Linked DNA regions of Homo sapiens: region 1 is linked to region 2. Evidence: chromatin loops called from intact Hi-C (ENCODE). Cell type or tissue: K562. All regions are shown on one strand. Links, peaks and the distances in the headings refer to the core of each region. The heading gives the core; the rest is flanking DNA.

Region 1 (8,349 bases), core at 65-8,064, 77 kb after region 2:
TACAATACTATACACAGCAGTCATCCAGTCTCAATTTTTATTAGATTCAATGAAAACTTCTTAGACAATCATGTCACATAAACATAATCTACTAAAACACAGTAAAATATATACTACAGCTCAGAAGCCAAAATTAAATTTTCCAGTAATAAATTATTTATCATATTTATGATGAATAAACAATAATATTAAATAATTAATATTAAATATTTGTTAATATTTATTTACCATTAATATTATCATGGAAACTCAGATGAGCACTCATTTTTTTCTTATGTAAAGACAATTTTATCAAAGAGAGAACAACTTAAAAACTTATTTTCCATAATCTAGAACTAGGATGTTCATTCAGACTTTACTAATTATTGACAACAACAACAACAACAACAAATCTGTCTTGCCAGAAAGATAGTATCTTCTCTGCTGCTTTAGCCTTCATTTGCTGTTCTGAATTACACTTATGACCAATTTATATTGTAATCTCCTTGGGCTATGTTTCCTTGTGATTGTTAGCCATTATTTAGTATATTACCATACTACATATAACACTTAATAGCTCATGATATCAAAATATCTCATAGTTAAAATTGTGGACATTTGAACTTCTGATGGAAGTAGTTGTGTTTATTTTTAAGGTTTCTTTATTTTTATATTTTTAGAGACAGAATCTGGCTCTGTCACTTAGGCTGGAGTGTAGTGGTGCAATCACAGCTCACTGCAGCCTTGATCTTCTGACTTAAGCCATTCTCTTGCCTCAGCCTCCAAAGTAGCTGGGACTACAGGCTTGAGCCCCTAGACCTGACAAGCAGTTGTGTTTAATTAGTGTGTGATAAAGATGAAGAAGCACAATTGTAACGGATTTCTAACAACCATCAACTTAATTTTAAAATTTTCATCGAGTTAAGTATGTCAAATTTGATTCAACAATTCACATCTGAGTTTGTAACAGTAACACTCTGCTTTCCTTCTCCCTATAATAAGAAGACAGCAACTATTGGTGCAACTTATTGGTGTAGTGCATGAAAATACGTAAAACAAACCAACAAAAAACCAACTAGGTACTAGGTAACATACTAGAACCAGTAATAACAGCACCATTTACCAAAATTTATCAAAAATTAAATCTATTAATTGATGGGATAGTGTGGACTTTCTTTTTTGGAAGCCATGAGATTAGTCTAATTTTTTCAAACCAAATTAAGAAAGCTTCAAATACATCTTGGGATATTTATACTTACCAAATCTCACACGGTAAATGTGTGATGTATGAAACTTTCTCAAAAGGATTCAATTATGAAAATGCTCAGAGGCAAACTCTTCAAACCTCCATATGTATATATAGCCAGAGTAGTTCACTTAAACAGATTTTTCTTCTCAAAGCTGTATTAAACACTCCTTAATGTTTTTACCAAAGTATAAAGAAACCAACAGCTTTTAAAAGGAAGATTTAAAAATTGCTATATTATGAATACAATTGTATTAAATACAGTTAATATGTGTAGGTATTATTCTGGATTAGTGCAAATTTGAATAAAAGTTTCTAGGATCTAGATTATTTTAGAATTTCACTAATAAGATCAGTTTCAGTTTAGTTTGATTTCCAATTATCAAACCAAATGTCTTACTTTGTTTTCATTCTTACTATATTTTAAGCATTATAAATACAAATTAAACTTATTTAGAAAACAATACATTTTAAAAATTAGATTTGCATATTTCATTTAAAATTTTAAGTCATGCTGTCTACACTACAAATTAATTTTTCTAAACAAATATCATCATAAAGTGATGATATAAAAATAATACTGAAATGTCATATTTTAAATGATACAATATATTTTCACGGTGGGTAAAAACAAATGTAAGAATGCTTTTTTTTCTGGAAAGTGCTCAACTAATAATATGCAAAATGAACAAAAGTATATCTGTGAGAGAATATTAGAAATAATCTAGAGCTGGGAAAGAAGAAAAGTTATCAAATTTGTTAATAATCCAAATGCCTCTTCAGCACTAAATTGTGTGCAAAATTACAAATACACAAGAAAGATAACGTTTTATTTTGCAGGTAAAATAATTTGGAGATCAATGAAAACTTTAAATTTTTCCAGGTTTTTAAAAGCTTGTATGTGAAGCTGAAGCTTTGTAAATGTATTAAACTTTTTATTTAAAATGTCGGTTACTTACTTGAAAGAGTTATCAGGTTTATCTAATCTACACTGTAATGTGGCCAGCATTTAAATTGTTGCTATATAAATAGCAATCCAAATAATAAAATGAAAAATAGCAAATAATTGTTCTTACCTCTATGCTTAGTTATAGTTGCTTGTTAAGCTGCTTCATGGGTTGAGACAAACTACCAGCACTTCAAAGAGCTCAGTTCTCTGCTCAACTCTCTTCTCTAGTTACATTATTTTTTTTCCTCTGCAAAAGGATAGTCCACCAAAAGAGGAAGTTATGAAATAACAGTCATTATGCTTTATCCATTTTATGGGGCATGGAAAATTATTCATAAAGCTTACACTTGAAATCACAGCAACAGGCTATAATTGGTGCCTGTACACATATATAATTAAAGTATATGCATGTTTATATGTGTAAGCAAATTTTAGAAAAGTTAAGCTATTGAAACCTATAGTTGGCCTGGCACGGTGGCTGACGCCTGTAATCCCAGCACTTTGGGAGGCTGAAGCGGGCAGATTACCTGAGGTCAGGAGTTCAAGACCAGCCTGGCCAACATAGTGAAACTCCGTCTCTACTAAAAATACAAAAGTTAGCCTGGCATGGTGGCAGGCGTCTGAATCCCACTTACTCAGGAGACTGAGGCAGGAGAATCGCTTGAACTCAGGAGGCGGAGGTTGCAGTGAGCTGAGATCGCGGCCATTGCTTTCCAGGCTGGGAGACACAGTGAGACTCCATTTCAAAAAAGAAAAGAAAAGAAAAGAAACCTATACTTGATTAAGTAGTGCTCGTTTACATAAGGAAGCATCTCCTGTGTGGCTCAATGATCACAGAAAACATTGCTCTATGCAGAAGAAAACTGTCCAGCTGATATATGGGAATTAACTTGCTTTTACAAGTCTAATTAATTTAAAGTCTTTGAAGTATGACACAAATGCTAATCTGACTACAGGCATCTTATTAAAGGAAGAAAAAAAAAAAACCTCCAGTAAACAGACATTTTCCTGGAATTTGGGTAGCGGTTTTTTACCTACAAGTCTCAAACTTCCTTTCTCATGAATAGTTGCCTGTTACATATAGATAAAGCACTGCAAAACTGAAACTGTTACTTACACATGAACTATGGTCTTTCACTACTTCAGCCACAAGAGTAAAAAACAGGTGCAGAGGTGCAGATCCTGCAAAACTGAACATTTAGCTGGCTAAGTTTCTTACAGGTTGGAGTAGTAAATGAGAATATTTAAAGGACAGTAGGGACAATGGTTGAAAAAAGACATAAAAAAGTTGATCAAAGCAAGTACTACTGCCAAATTCAAATAAAAGGATATATACAAATATATTTATCATGGGTTTAGGTTGCCAGATAATAGAAGCCAATGTGTAGCTTCATTTTTTATGTGTGGCAGTTGCTCCCAAACTCCCTTGCTCATTGGGGAAGAAGGAGATGGATTGCAAGAGCAATACAGTAATTATGCAAACCTCCACATGTTGCAAGAACCACTTTCTGGACTTTAGAAGCTATCATGCTGTCACTGCACCACACTCTTTGCTTTTTATTTAACCTTATGTCCAAAGAGGCATTAAAGAGTACTTAGACTGGGCACAGTGGCTCACGCCTGTAATCCCAGCACTTTGGGAGGCCGAGGTGGGTGGATCACTTGAGGTCAGGAGTTCGAGATCAGCCTGGCCAACATGGTGAAACCCCATCTCTACTAAAAAAAATACAAAAATTAGCCAGGCACTTTGGCAGGCCCCTGTAATCCCAGCTACTCAGGAGGCTGAGGCAGGAGAATCCCTTGAACCTGAGAGGCAGAGTTTGCAGTGAGCCGGGATCCTGCCACTGCACTCCAGCCTCGGCCATAGGGTGAGACTCCGTCTCAAAAACAAACAAACAGAGTAATTAGGAGATGATTAGAAGCTGAAATATTTTCCATTTCACCTAAACTCATACTTAATGTGAGTTTGCAGGAAGTTAAATAAACCAAATGCAGAAAGCTGTCCCCTCCATAAAACGCACAAAAAACAAAAACAAATAAACGAACAAAACCCCAGTATGTCATTGATATCAAATTTTATTTGAATTCCTTTGTGAACTACTTATAAGGAAATCCCTACAGAGAAGTTGTCAATGTGATTAAAATTGCTTAGATTCTATGTGTTTAGACAAATTTTAAATATTATTGTATTTGGGTATCATTATATAAAACACTAGGCTTATCAGTCCCCAAAGACCCAGTCACACTCTGGAAGCATAGTCCTCAATGTCTGCTGTAATTTTAATGTATTTCCTCAATATTTGTGTACCTTTTGCCTGAATAGTGGATGTATATCTCTACTTCTCTTCTTCTCTAATGATCCCTTCCAGGCTGATAAATATGCTCAAGTTTCTTCCCTATTAAAAATTCCTCCTCTGACTGACTTGTCATATTACTTTCTTTTTCTTCATCAGAACTTTTTGAGAAAGTTGCCCACATTGACTTGAGCCCTTATATCTTTTTTGTATGTGTGTATGGTAGAATATATTTAACAAAATTTACCATTTGAACCATTTTTAAATGTACAGTTCAGAGGCATTAAGTACATTCACACTGTTAGGCAACCATCACCACCATCTATCTCCAGAACTTTCTCATTCTTCTAGACTGAAACTCTGTACCTATTAAACAATAACTGAACGTTCCTTCCTGCCCTCAACCTGGCAACCACCATTCTACTTTCTATCTCTATGAATGTGATTACTCTAGGTACTTCATATGAATGGAACCATATGACATTTGTCCATTTGTGTCTGGCTTATTTCACTTAGGTTCATCAAAGTTGCAGCATGTGTCAGAATTTCCTTCCTTCTTAAAGCTGAATAATATTCTATTGTATGTATATACCACATTTGTTTCCTATTTATCAGATGATGGACACTTGAGTTGTTGCTATCTTTGGCTATTGAGAATAATGCTGCTATAAACATGGGTGTGCAAATATCTGTTTGAATCTTTGCTTTCATTTTTTTTGTATATACACCCAGAAGTGGAATTGAATCATACTGTAATTTTATACTTTTTGAGGACCCACCATACTAAGTCCACCTATCTTTCTCACATTTCTTCCTCCTGCATGGGTTTCTGCTTCCTCCTATTTATCAAGACTCTTGCCAAAATCACCAGTGATCTCCCTGTTACCAAATCCAAAATCCAAAAGCCCTCTTACTTGACCTGTTTTCAGCACATGCCAATGTTGACCACTTCCTCCTCCAGGAAATGTTATCTGTCTTTCAGCTCTTGACTTCACTCTCACCTTCTGATTATGTGGCAACTTCTCTGATTTATTTATGAGTCTTTAAACTCTGCTCCTCTAGTAAATGTTGCCACTTCTCAGGATTCTGTCCTGGGCTTGCTCTCCTTACCCGACAATCTCACTATCCTTGCATGGTTTTAACTGGCAAATACTGATTGCTCCCAAATCTCTGTTTCCAACCCAGTTATCTCCCTAGAAAAGTTTTCACCAATGCAAAATATAAAATCATTTCTACTTGCAATGTACAGAAAAGAGTCTGCATAGAGGCCCTAAGATAAGCCTCAATTAATTTTTCAATTCTACTATTGTTTAAACTTCAGCAGGTCAGGCAACATTTTTGAGCCCTATTTCCTCACCTGTAAATGGGGCCTTAAATGACCACCTAATACGGTTACTGGAAGTATAAAACAAAGACTACTTAAACACTTTCTTATGTTTATAGTATTAAAAATACAGTTAAAGCAAAAGTCCATTTTAATTCCCTCTAACATGATTCTTCTCCCTAGAAATAAGTAATACTATCAGTTTGATGTGTATACTTGCTTAACTATTTCCTGTATAATTACCTGTAAGACACATAAGGAGTTAAATAATTTTGTGGGGTTTTAATGTAAATAACATCACACTGTATGTTCTTCACTGGGACTTTTAAAAAGCTTAATATGGCTTGAAGGTATCCCAAGACATACTTTTGAACTGATTCATATATATCTAATTCCCTCACTGATTGAATTTGTGTTACTCTTCACAGCTAAAAATAATGTGATCAGTTGAGCATTTTAAATATCTCTCTAAAAGTAGTACAAGTCTTTATGTGAGGTAGATACAGGAAAGTAGAATTGTTAGGTCAGAAGGCATATACATTTAAAATGTTAATTGTCACTGCCAAATGGCCCAGTCAAAAAAGGTTTAATCTCCAACATTTCCTGTTTTTTTATGCGATTGCCAGTATTTGCTTTAATTAAACTTTTAAAGATTTGCCAATCTGATGGACAAGAAAATGGAGTCTTAATATTTTTATTTTGCTTTTCCCTGATTACTGTGGATATTGAACACATATTAATGTTGTATCCTCCTTTACAATTCCAGTTTTGTGAACTACCTGTTAATTCATTCCAAACTTTTCTTTTTATTTTATCTCATTATTATTTTTTTTACCTGATCACCTACTACCAGGACCAAACATTTCTTTATTGCATAATTGTCAGCTTTTTATTGATATGTAGGATTATAAGTACATTCTGTTTGAATGCATTGCAATAATTTTTCTTTTTTGGTGATGGTCCATTCTCCCCATCCTCCATTTTAGGGCTTTTCATGCTGGCTATGGTAACCTCTTGAGATGACCCTAATATTCTCTGATAATGTCTTTGATTTCTGGCACAAGATAGCCAGGTTCATTTTGTGTATTTCTTGCCCCAGAACTGAAATCACCCATTTCTCTAAAGAACCTTCGTTGCTTTTGGTAGACAGGGATTTTTGAGATCACCATCTAAACCTTAGTAGTGCTTATTGCTATTGAGTTATTACTAGCATTTGGAATAAACTCAGTCAACACATTGTTAGTTTCTTCTATGTGCCAAGCAGTACATAATTGCAAGAAAAAATACATTTAAACATGTGTTAGGAGTTTATAATATATATGAACATGTTACATCATATATTGCATTAAAAATAGTTTATGATTAATATATCTAATACACAAAAATACCTTCTTTTTAAATACAATTCGGGCACTATTTTCTTATGAAAGGATATTTTGATAAAGGTAACAATATAGTAATAATCACATTTTGCATTTAGAACTTTCAAAATACCCTTCCAAAGAAATTTCAAAAACCATGCAGATTAGAAAAATATTAAAGTTTTCGTATTTCCCATTATTTTCATTTGCATTTACCATTTTAATCCTAAATCGGCTTTCTTCTTCTTTTTCTTCTTTTTTTGTAAATTTTGCTATTATGCGCCTATCACATAGAAGAAAATAAGCATCTGTGCATATGTCCCTGGAAACAGATTTCAAGTAAAATAAAATAAATATATTTATGGTTTTAACCACTATTTCTTTCTCAAGGTATATTTTCATGGCCACTTTAAAACTACTGAAGTAGCAATATTTCAACTGCTCTTTTCATAGCTCAGTGGTGACAGAAATATTTCTGGTTCACTGATTTTGTTTTTTACTTATTAAGAGAATGGCTTAAATATTTTAACATTCTTTAACATAAATAAATAAATATTTATGTTAACATTTATATTTATATTTATCTTAACATAAATTTAAATATTTAAATTCTTTAACATGCAGTTAAAGAATTGAAGAGGATAGCATAGTCTGATTATTTTCAAGTATCTCTGACCCTTAGTTTCCTTACATATAAAAGTGGATGATAATACTAACTCCACTGGGGTACTGTGAGGATTAATTGAATATCATAGGTACAGGGCCAAGAAGACCGTGTTTCCTGAGAACGATGGTGATGAGCATTTTCAAACCTAATTTGTGAATGAATAGTTGGACAAAAATATTCTTCTAATTTTTGAATATATTTATTTGAAAACATAGCAAAGGTTAACAAATCACATCTAGTTGTACATTTATATTACATTGATTGTGTTTACTAAGAAAAATGAACTTTAAAAAACTAGGAATATAGGAGATTTATGGAGAGTCATTCATTCAATACTTTGTATCTGCTATATGTAGGGAGTTATGATAGGGACTGGGAATACAAATAAATTCCAGCTAACTTTGGCTAATGGATGGATCAGCATGATATAGAGAAGAGAGAATTTGGAGTGCTTATTTGTATCTCCTTTATGCTGCCAGGGCATGGTTTTGGAAGTGTCTGTATCCCTCCACCTACAGCCACAGCTACT
Region 2 (8,349 bases), core at 54-8,053:
TGTTTACACTATTTCTTTAAAAAAATTCCTTTAGGTTATTTAACAATATTGTTGAATGAATAAGTCTAGTTAAATGAATTTTATATGGGTATAAAAGGGAGTTAGAATTATTACTATATTGATCCTATCACTTTTTTAAGTTCCTTTATCATTTAAAAATAATGTCCAATGAGTAAGTACATTTGGATAAATTTTGAATTAAATATAAAATCTATTTTTTACATAGAATGCAAATGTAATGTTAAAGAGAAGTAACCAGTAATTGCAAAGCAAAAAATGCAAATTCTACACAAGTTTACTTAGGCAGTTAGCAAACTGAAACCAGTATAACCCCATTTTTGGCATGTGGCAAGTCTGTTGCTGACCTGTTACTGAATCTGGCTCCCACAAACCGTCAGTCTATTACTTAACAGTATCCTGGCTTAAATAGACTCAATAAAACAAATGTAATTCACTAGCACTGTCTCATGCTTATTAAATTCATATGCAAAACAAATCCAAAATGTGCCTTGAGCCTTGTTAAGAGTCTATACATGTTGCTTTCTGTTGCTCTTCTTGTCACAGTAGTAGGATGCACAGATCTTTTATTAGGTCAATTTAACTATTGATTTCTACTCTTAGCGCTTAAAAAATGCCAGAAAAATGTTAACTTTTTCAGTCCACTGCTGCAGGGGAGAAAACCTCACAAAATTAGTGATTATAAATGAAAAAAATCAATCAATAAAACTGTCACGTAAAATAACTCATACCAATCTTGTTACATATCAAAACTGACATTTTTTCCCAGCCCAGTTATCAGACTGAGATAATATAGATGTATTTTTTAATCTTTGTGGTATCGTAATTAGAATAATTCAAGTTAAATGATTTTAGTGTTCTATATACAAGGCTAGTTTGCATTTCCGTGACATAGCCTTTCAAAAAGGGAGCTGCGTCAATTTTTAATGAAATGCATGACCTAATTTACAACTGTAATGACTATAATTAGTCTAATAGTTTGTGTTTTTTTAATCTTGGGGATGGGGCAAGGAAAGTTATGGCATGGGTCAGGAGCTATGAACGCTGGTGATGTACCACATTCTATTCCATTTTAAATTTAATACAAATAAAGTAATATTTATTGGAAGGCTACAATGTGTTAGGCTTAAGAAGACTAAGGCACGGCCTTATAAAGCTTCCAGACAGGGAACATGGAGTTAGAAACCTAACAGCAATGGTCTATATTAGGAGTATGACAGAGTTCTAATGTTTTTCTCTTGTCACTGCATTTTTATGCAGTACAAAAATATGGTTAAAAAAACTCTGTTTTCATTATTTTTTAAAATATCTATACTATAATAACATAACCTGGCTTTTAAAACAGTATCTAAAACAAGAATAAACAGTCTCTGTGTTTGGAATAGATTCTCTTAGGAGATTACTGATATGTCCAGATTTAAAAAACAAAGAACAACCATAACAACAACAACAAAACCTCAGGATAAAATAAATACCACTATCTCTTTCAGTTAGTTTGAAAGTAGATCTGAATACATTTTCTTTTGAAATTGACATGCCACTGTGTGCAATGCAAATAGGAAGCAAGATTGGAAATACACAAAGGCAGAATTACTGAGGAAAAAAAAATCCTTTAAAATTTGATGGAGAAAGGGACACCAGGCTTGATCTACTGTCTCTTGAGCATTTTAATAATTTCCCAACTTGCAAGATTAGAAAATTAGACCTGCTTCTCAATTACTAACGAATAAAATGAATGTAGAAGGAAGACCTCTACACTCATCTCTTTTAAATGCTGCATGAACAAGAGGCTCACTGTTCAAGACATTAAGTATTGCTTCATGGCAAGGGGAGATATTCTGTAAAGTTGTATCATTTTTAAGATTATTACCAGGGACTTACCCTCTCGGAAAACTCACCCTATTTGCAGAAAAAGATGACAGAACTAAAATAATGGATTAGCAGAACTTTACTCTCTAAGCAAATGACTTTTATAAAATCTGAAGTTCCCTGAAGAAGGCCAGTAAGTCTCAATGAGTAACATATCACAATGCTCAAGTGGTGATTGTAGCATTTGTTACCAGCTACATAATTACTCTATTCTAACTCTTAATGAGCCTGAAGTACTAAATTTTTAACTCCCCTGATGATCCTCTTCAAAGTGGATAAATGTAGGTTTCTCCTCAATCAAATATTTAATTGTCAGTACTACTGGCACCAACACACAATCTGGAACATTTTTTTACTCTCTAGAACTTTTCAGTTCTTCTAAAAATAGCTTATATCATACAGATCTTAAAATAATTGTTGGAGAGAAAAAATAAGGAGCAAGTTAATAAGTGGCAGAGTCTAGAGACATACTTCTTGGAAGCTTGGATTCTCTTTTCTACTTCAGATTAAAGATTAGAAGCAGAAGTTGCAACACTATAAAGTATTCACAGTTGGAAGACAAAACTTTTTTTCTAAAATTAGAGTATAGAGAAATTTAGGTGTAACAGAGATATAGGAATCCCTTGACAAATACCGTATGTCCTTGTTAGTGCTATTAGTTTGATAATAAAAACAATAATAATTATACTAATAGTCTGGTTCCCAGAATGTTCCTCTCGTAATAAACACCAATACTAATCAAAACTCTTTTCAATATTCTCGGTAGAGTCAAAAAAGATTAAAAAAAAAAAAAAAGAAAGAAAAAACTGATAATGTTTCTATCCTGGCAGTATCATTTCTCCCTATGCAACCTTTGAAAGCTAAATATTCTGTGTTAAGCTGAATAGTTTTCCAACAAAGCACCCTTATGAAAAGAGAGTTAATACTGTCACCAAAATAACTGTGTATTGTGTCACTGCACAGGCCAATTTATCATTCCCCTCTGAGACATGGGCTGTATATACAGCTATCATATCAGGAAGCCTGACTAGGTCCCCATGTGCTGCCTGCACAAGATAACATACAAAACATGGCATGAGTCCAGGGAAAGGCCTGTTCTAGAAATTTACATCAACAGAACATAAATAGTCCATTATAGTGCCTGAGCAATTTAACTGGATGAGTCCTATCACAAATGAAGGATGCTGGACTCCGCAGAGAAACATTTTATGAGTAATTACATGTTGCTGTCCAACAAATGTCCTATTACACAAAAAGAAATTCTCTAAAGTTGAATTTAAAAACACATAAAATCTTCTCACAATTATTGGTCATAGTCTGGAAGAAACATCGCATTCAATTCACTAAACATTTAATGAATGCCAAGGATATTCAAAACACTATATATATAGAAGTGATTAATGCAAGCTTCTCATTCTTAAGGAGTTTATAAACTAGTGGGGGTTAGAAACAATTTACAAATTAACTGTAAAATCAAGAATAATGTAGTGTATTCTATGACACATAAAAAGGAAGGAAATGCCAAAAAGTGAAGCTATTCATTTTCATGAAGGATGTTGCATTTGATGATCACTGTACAATGAGGGACCCAGGAGTAAGAGCACAAAGAAAGAATTAAACTCTTCTGTCAATTGCGACCACAGGTTGACTACAGATGCAAGAGTTGGACAAAAATCAAAAAGGCATTCTGTAAGAATCAATTGGCCATATAGAATTTAAATGTTGAGCATTGTATATTTTATTATAATTTTAATTGTCTTCCATGTCATTTTATTAGTAAATTTTATAATAAGCATAATGTATACACATGCATTTTTTTGGAGAGTCTGTTGTCCAGCCAAAAAAAAAAAAAAAAAAAAAAAAACAGTATAGAACTTTAATGCCACCGTAACCAAGGCCTCAGAACAGTCAAGAAAGTTTTGTCACTTGGACTCGACCTTAATAGCAGTTTTCATCTGTCAGGTGTGTCAATGATGCCATTTTCCTGAAATGAAGACAATATATTCTAGTTTTTGCTGTGATTTAACTAGTCACATTTAAAGGGTCCTAATGACCTCAAGATCTTTATGGATATGATTAAACCCTAACCTCACCACTCCTTGGTTCCCTATCTGTAAAACTAATGAACTGCATGACATCATTTCTAAGGACTCTTCTGATGGCAATTCTAACACACTAAATCAGCAGAGTTCAATGTGGAAAGTGACAAAGGAAAAAATCATCTCTAAATGCTAAACAAAACCATTGAACACTGCACAAGCAATCTTTTAAAATGCAAAGAAAAAACACATTTTAAACTTAGGCCCCCCAAAAAAAGGTTTTCCGTGAAGCTAAATCTAACACCTGAAGTTTTTGTTATCATATTTTAAAAGCTTTGATTATATGAAGACTTGACTACTCACTGATTTGTCTCTCCAACTTACTCTAGTAAAAATGTAAGTAGAACCACAACTGAATCTCAATTTTTTTCCAAGCTACTTCAAAAATGCTAGAGGAACTTCCAGTAGTACAAATAAAAATAAGGTTAGTAGGTTGTATTCCAAGTTTTAAATATTAACATGATATTGAATAATCATAATAATCAGGGGACTTTAAATAGGCAGGATATTACAATTTGAACTGGTTGCAGTCTGTGAATGCCTGTAGAGTGTCTTTTTTTGAATCTGGATTGATTTTACTTCTGTTCTTCAAATTGACATAATAATAGCTAGTCACAGCTTAGAAACAAGATTTGCAGCCTGTCTTTTCAAAGATCTATGTAGTAATGATAAACCCAGTGGTTTGAATCCATCAAGCTCATGCTAAGCACTATGTCTCTGGGTGAACAGTTGCTGCTGGACAATGAATCTTTTCAAACTACCTAGAAGAGAATCTGTAAACCCACAAACAAATGATTCTCCATCAATCAAGTCCTATTTTAATTCAAATGCAGTTTAGAACCACACAGTGGAATACATTTGCAGTAATTTTATAAACTTAAAACATTTTATCATTAGAACAAATAAAATGCAGTTTTATTTGTACTAATGAAATAAAAAACATAGCTCAATAAATATAATCTCCAAAATTCTACCATGAATTAAAACTTGTAATGATGCTACATAATTTCTTGTTGAGTTTCAAGACATTGCAAATATAGTAAGCAGTATCCGTTTTAAGTTTTGTCGTAAGATAAATACATTTTAATGATCAAACCACTTTCAAAATGCTTGTAACGTGAGACTGCTTTTTTCTTCCAACGGTGACCTGTTTTTCTCTAGAACAGTCACTAAGAAAAATATTTTTCAGCTAGTCATAAGAATGACTTCCTTAGCAGCCCTTTCCTTTGTACCATTAAACAGTCTGGAAAATTGCTTGCTTGACTCATTCACACTGTCAAAATATACTACAGGCTAAGGTTGACCATCAATTTTCTCTGTATCCTGTAACAACACACCCAATTTATGCATGAAGTTCTAAAGCAACAGTACTTGCAGTCTTAGGACTACTTTCATACATTAATATTTTGCAAAACTATATTCACATAGGCTAATCTATTCATTTGTTGCAGCTAAAGGATACTACTTGTTGTACATGAAAATCTGTATACATTTAAGTCCACTACAATTAAAAGGTAAATGACCAAATGAACGAAATAAAGTCCTTAGGTTACAATGTATCCTTTATCGTCTTTTTGAACATCTCGTTGAACATCTATTTGAAAACAGAACTTGATCGATGAAGAATCATTTGTTTGTGGGTTTACAGATTCTATGGGTTTATAAATAAGAATCAGTTAGAAATTCAAAGAGAAGATATTAGACTTACTTGGAGATAACTGTGGAGTTATTTCAAGATTAAAAAAATAAAACAAAAAATAGGCCAGGCACGGTGGCTCACGCCTGTAATCCCAACACTTTCAGAGGCCAAGGTGGGTGGATCGCTTGAGCTCAGGATTTCAAGGCCAGCCTGGGTAACATGCTGAAACCTCATCTATACAAAAAATACAAAAATTAGCCCGGCATGGTGGTGCATGCCTGTAATCCCAGATACTCAGGAGATTGAGGCGGGAGAATCACTTAAACCCAGGAAGTGGAAGTTGCAGTGAGCTAAGATTGCGCCACTGCACTCCAGCCTGAGTGACAGTGAGACTGTCTCTGAAAAAAAAATTTTTTTAAAGGAATAAATAATTTGAAATTCTTTATACAACTAAAATAGTCACAAAGTCATATCAGGTAGTCACAGAACTCCACATAAATTTATAAGAATCTTTTAAAAGTTAACACATTATTTTATCAACTGGCTGATTTGTCATTAATAAAGGAAGTTAATAAAGCAGAATGGAAGATCTGTAGAAAATGGAGACCTGCTAACTACAACCAAGGTACCATCAAGTAGCTTTTTTTTGTTTGCTTTTTAGGGACCAAAAATCATAGGAAACGGTATTTATAAAGAAAAATATATATTTTTTGAATCAGAAATTTAATGGGGACAGTTATGAAACAGTTACTGTACCTTCTAACTATGAATAAGAAATTACTAAGCAGGTGAGAAGGTTATTTTATCTTCTTAATCTTTTTAAAAATTCATCCATAGTTTTAATAAGCAAAGCAAAATAAATAAATAAATAAAAGAAGAAAAAGAAGGAAGAGGAGGAAGAAAAAGAGAAGGCAAAGCCAGCTCTATCTGAAAGTCTGGAGCATGTGAAAATTTCCAGATGGTTTTATCCTTAGGAGATAAATACATCTTCTCTATAGATTGAGAAGTCATGGCAAAAATACTATGTTCCCAGAACCTCTCAGCAGTATTAAAGGAATGGTTGTTAATCAGAGGCACACAGCTTTTAAAATATATATCTGCCCATGTCTGTTGATTTAGAAATTCCAACTAGGTGATGGAGCAAGCAGGACTAGGTGATGGAGCATGAAGGTCTAGGTGATAGAGCAAGCAGTGGGGTGAGAGAATAAATAAATATATTCCAAGTCTCTTCTGCTTTGTGCAGGCAGGACGCTTGGAAAAGTACCTGAGAAGCTATTTGCACACAGTGGGCATGCCATGCAAGCTGTTGACTCACATGGAATTAAGTGGATCTTGCTATTAGTATAGCTGATCACTAGGCAAAAGAAAGGTTTGGGTCTAATAGGTATTTGCAGCAAAGTGGTCCAACTGGCAAAATCTCTTACACTCTCTACTTTCAACGCTGAGTTTTCACTTTTCTACTGTTAAAGTTCAGAACTGACAAGTTTGAGGCCGCAGGTTTAACGTGCATTTTTTAAAAGGCAGTCATAATTGTTTATGCTCCCTCATTCTTCAAAATTCATATGCTAAGCCAGATAAACCAGAGGTGACAAGAGGTTACAGATCAAAAGCCCTGAAAGGTATTAATACAGGGAGAGAGTGGTACTTCTTCAATTTATCCTGAAGCAAATACATTTTGAAAAGTCAAGCAAACCCTTGGGGCCACAATGTGACGAGAAATAACTGATAAGGAGTACTTTATTAATATTACAGTTATTTTTATTATGAGAACTTCAGAAATTCTTCCTGATTTAATATTTCCATAAGACGTGTGGGTGTGTGCGCGCGCATATGTGTGTGAGAGAGAGAGGAGTGAGAGAGAGAGAGAGAGAGAGTGTGTGTGTGTGTGTGTGTGTTCACACGCTTTCACTATTATCTGTAGAAACTTGTCTGCTGGAAAACGTTTCTTTAAACTTTGGTTTGGCTCCTACTTTGGAGCTGATGGGAAATAAAAACTTTTCCATGGATTAGAGCCAACTGAGCTGCTAAAACAAAAGGTAACATTCATTAGAGAACCATGGCACCATGATCTCATTCTGAAGGTTAATTTTTTTTTTTACATTAAGTGTGAATTGTCTAAAGCTTAGAAAATTCAAACTGCAAAATAATGTCAAAGAAAATAATACTGGCTTTATCTTAAATGTTATTACATGGAAATTTTTTTATCAAATACGAAACAAAACTGTAGTAAGCAAAAAGAACTCATCAGATTCTTAATAATTTAGCTTAATTTTCTATCTCTGTAATTTCCTCCAAAATGTGGGCACCAACATACACAACACATCTTGCTTGTTATTTTTTCTTATATCCAGTAATAGGGAGTTTCAGAGAAGTGGATTTTTCTCAATAAAACATGACAATCTAAAGGTGTTAACCCCCCCTTGATTTTTAAAGGAAATATAGTGGGAATATATTAGGTTTTACAAAGCATCTGCTAACCAAATACCAACTGACTACTTAATTCCAGGAAAGCCTTACGGCACCATTTTTGGCAACTGCGAAAAAGCTGAAAACAAATTTTATGTTCCCTGCCCTCAGAGGTCCTCCTGTACTTTCTCCTAATTGTTTCACAACATGTTAAAAGCCTGAAATAGCCAACTCAATTACACAGGCTACAAGCATCCCCTTTGAACAGATATTTGATCCTTCTTCAACATCAAGTAATACAATTAACTCATTGTCACA

What was found. Hi-C counts contacts between places; a loop is a spot of excess contacts. Peaks named below come from ENCODE experiments on the same cell type or tissue, not always from the same donor. Only the 100,000 strongest peaks of a DNase experiment are listed, where the experiment ranks them.
Region 1: it touches region 2 in a loop (4-fold over the local background); 2 of 110 quality-filtered maps call a loop at or near these places.

The regions. Positions count from the first base shown.
Region 1 is chr3:152,238,393-152,246,741 of GRCh38, reverse strand. It overlaps a transcript of MBNL1 not described here. Among named protein-coding and RNA genes, the nearest start is that of MBNL1, 26 kb to the left of the region's middle. RefSeq lists enhancers at 2,917-3,046, 3,177-3,236. In K562, for the core only: no CTCF peak of the experiment used is centred there; DNase peaks (open chromatin) are centred at 2,381, 3,271 and 5,419; H3K4me3 peaks cover 3,445 bases.
Region 2 is chr3:152,315,017-152,323,365 of GRCh38, reverse strand. The region is part of intron 2 of MBNL1 (muscleblind like splicing regulator 1); the gene reads right to left. Among named protein-coding and RNA genes, the nearest start is that of MBNL1-AS1, 50 kb to the right of the region's middle. In K562, for the core only: a CTCF peak has its summit at 3,065; a DNase peak (open chromatin) is centred at 2,905.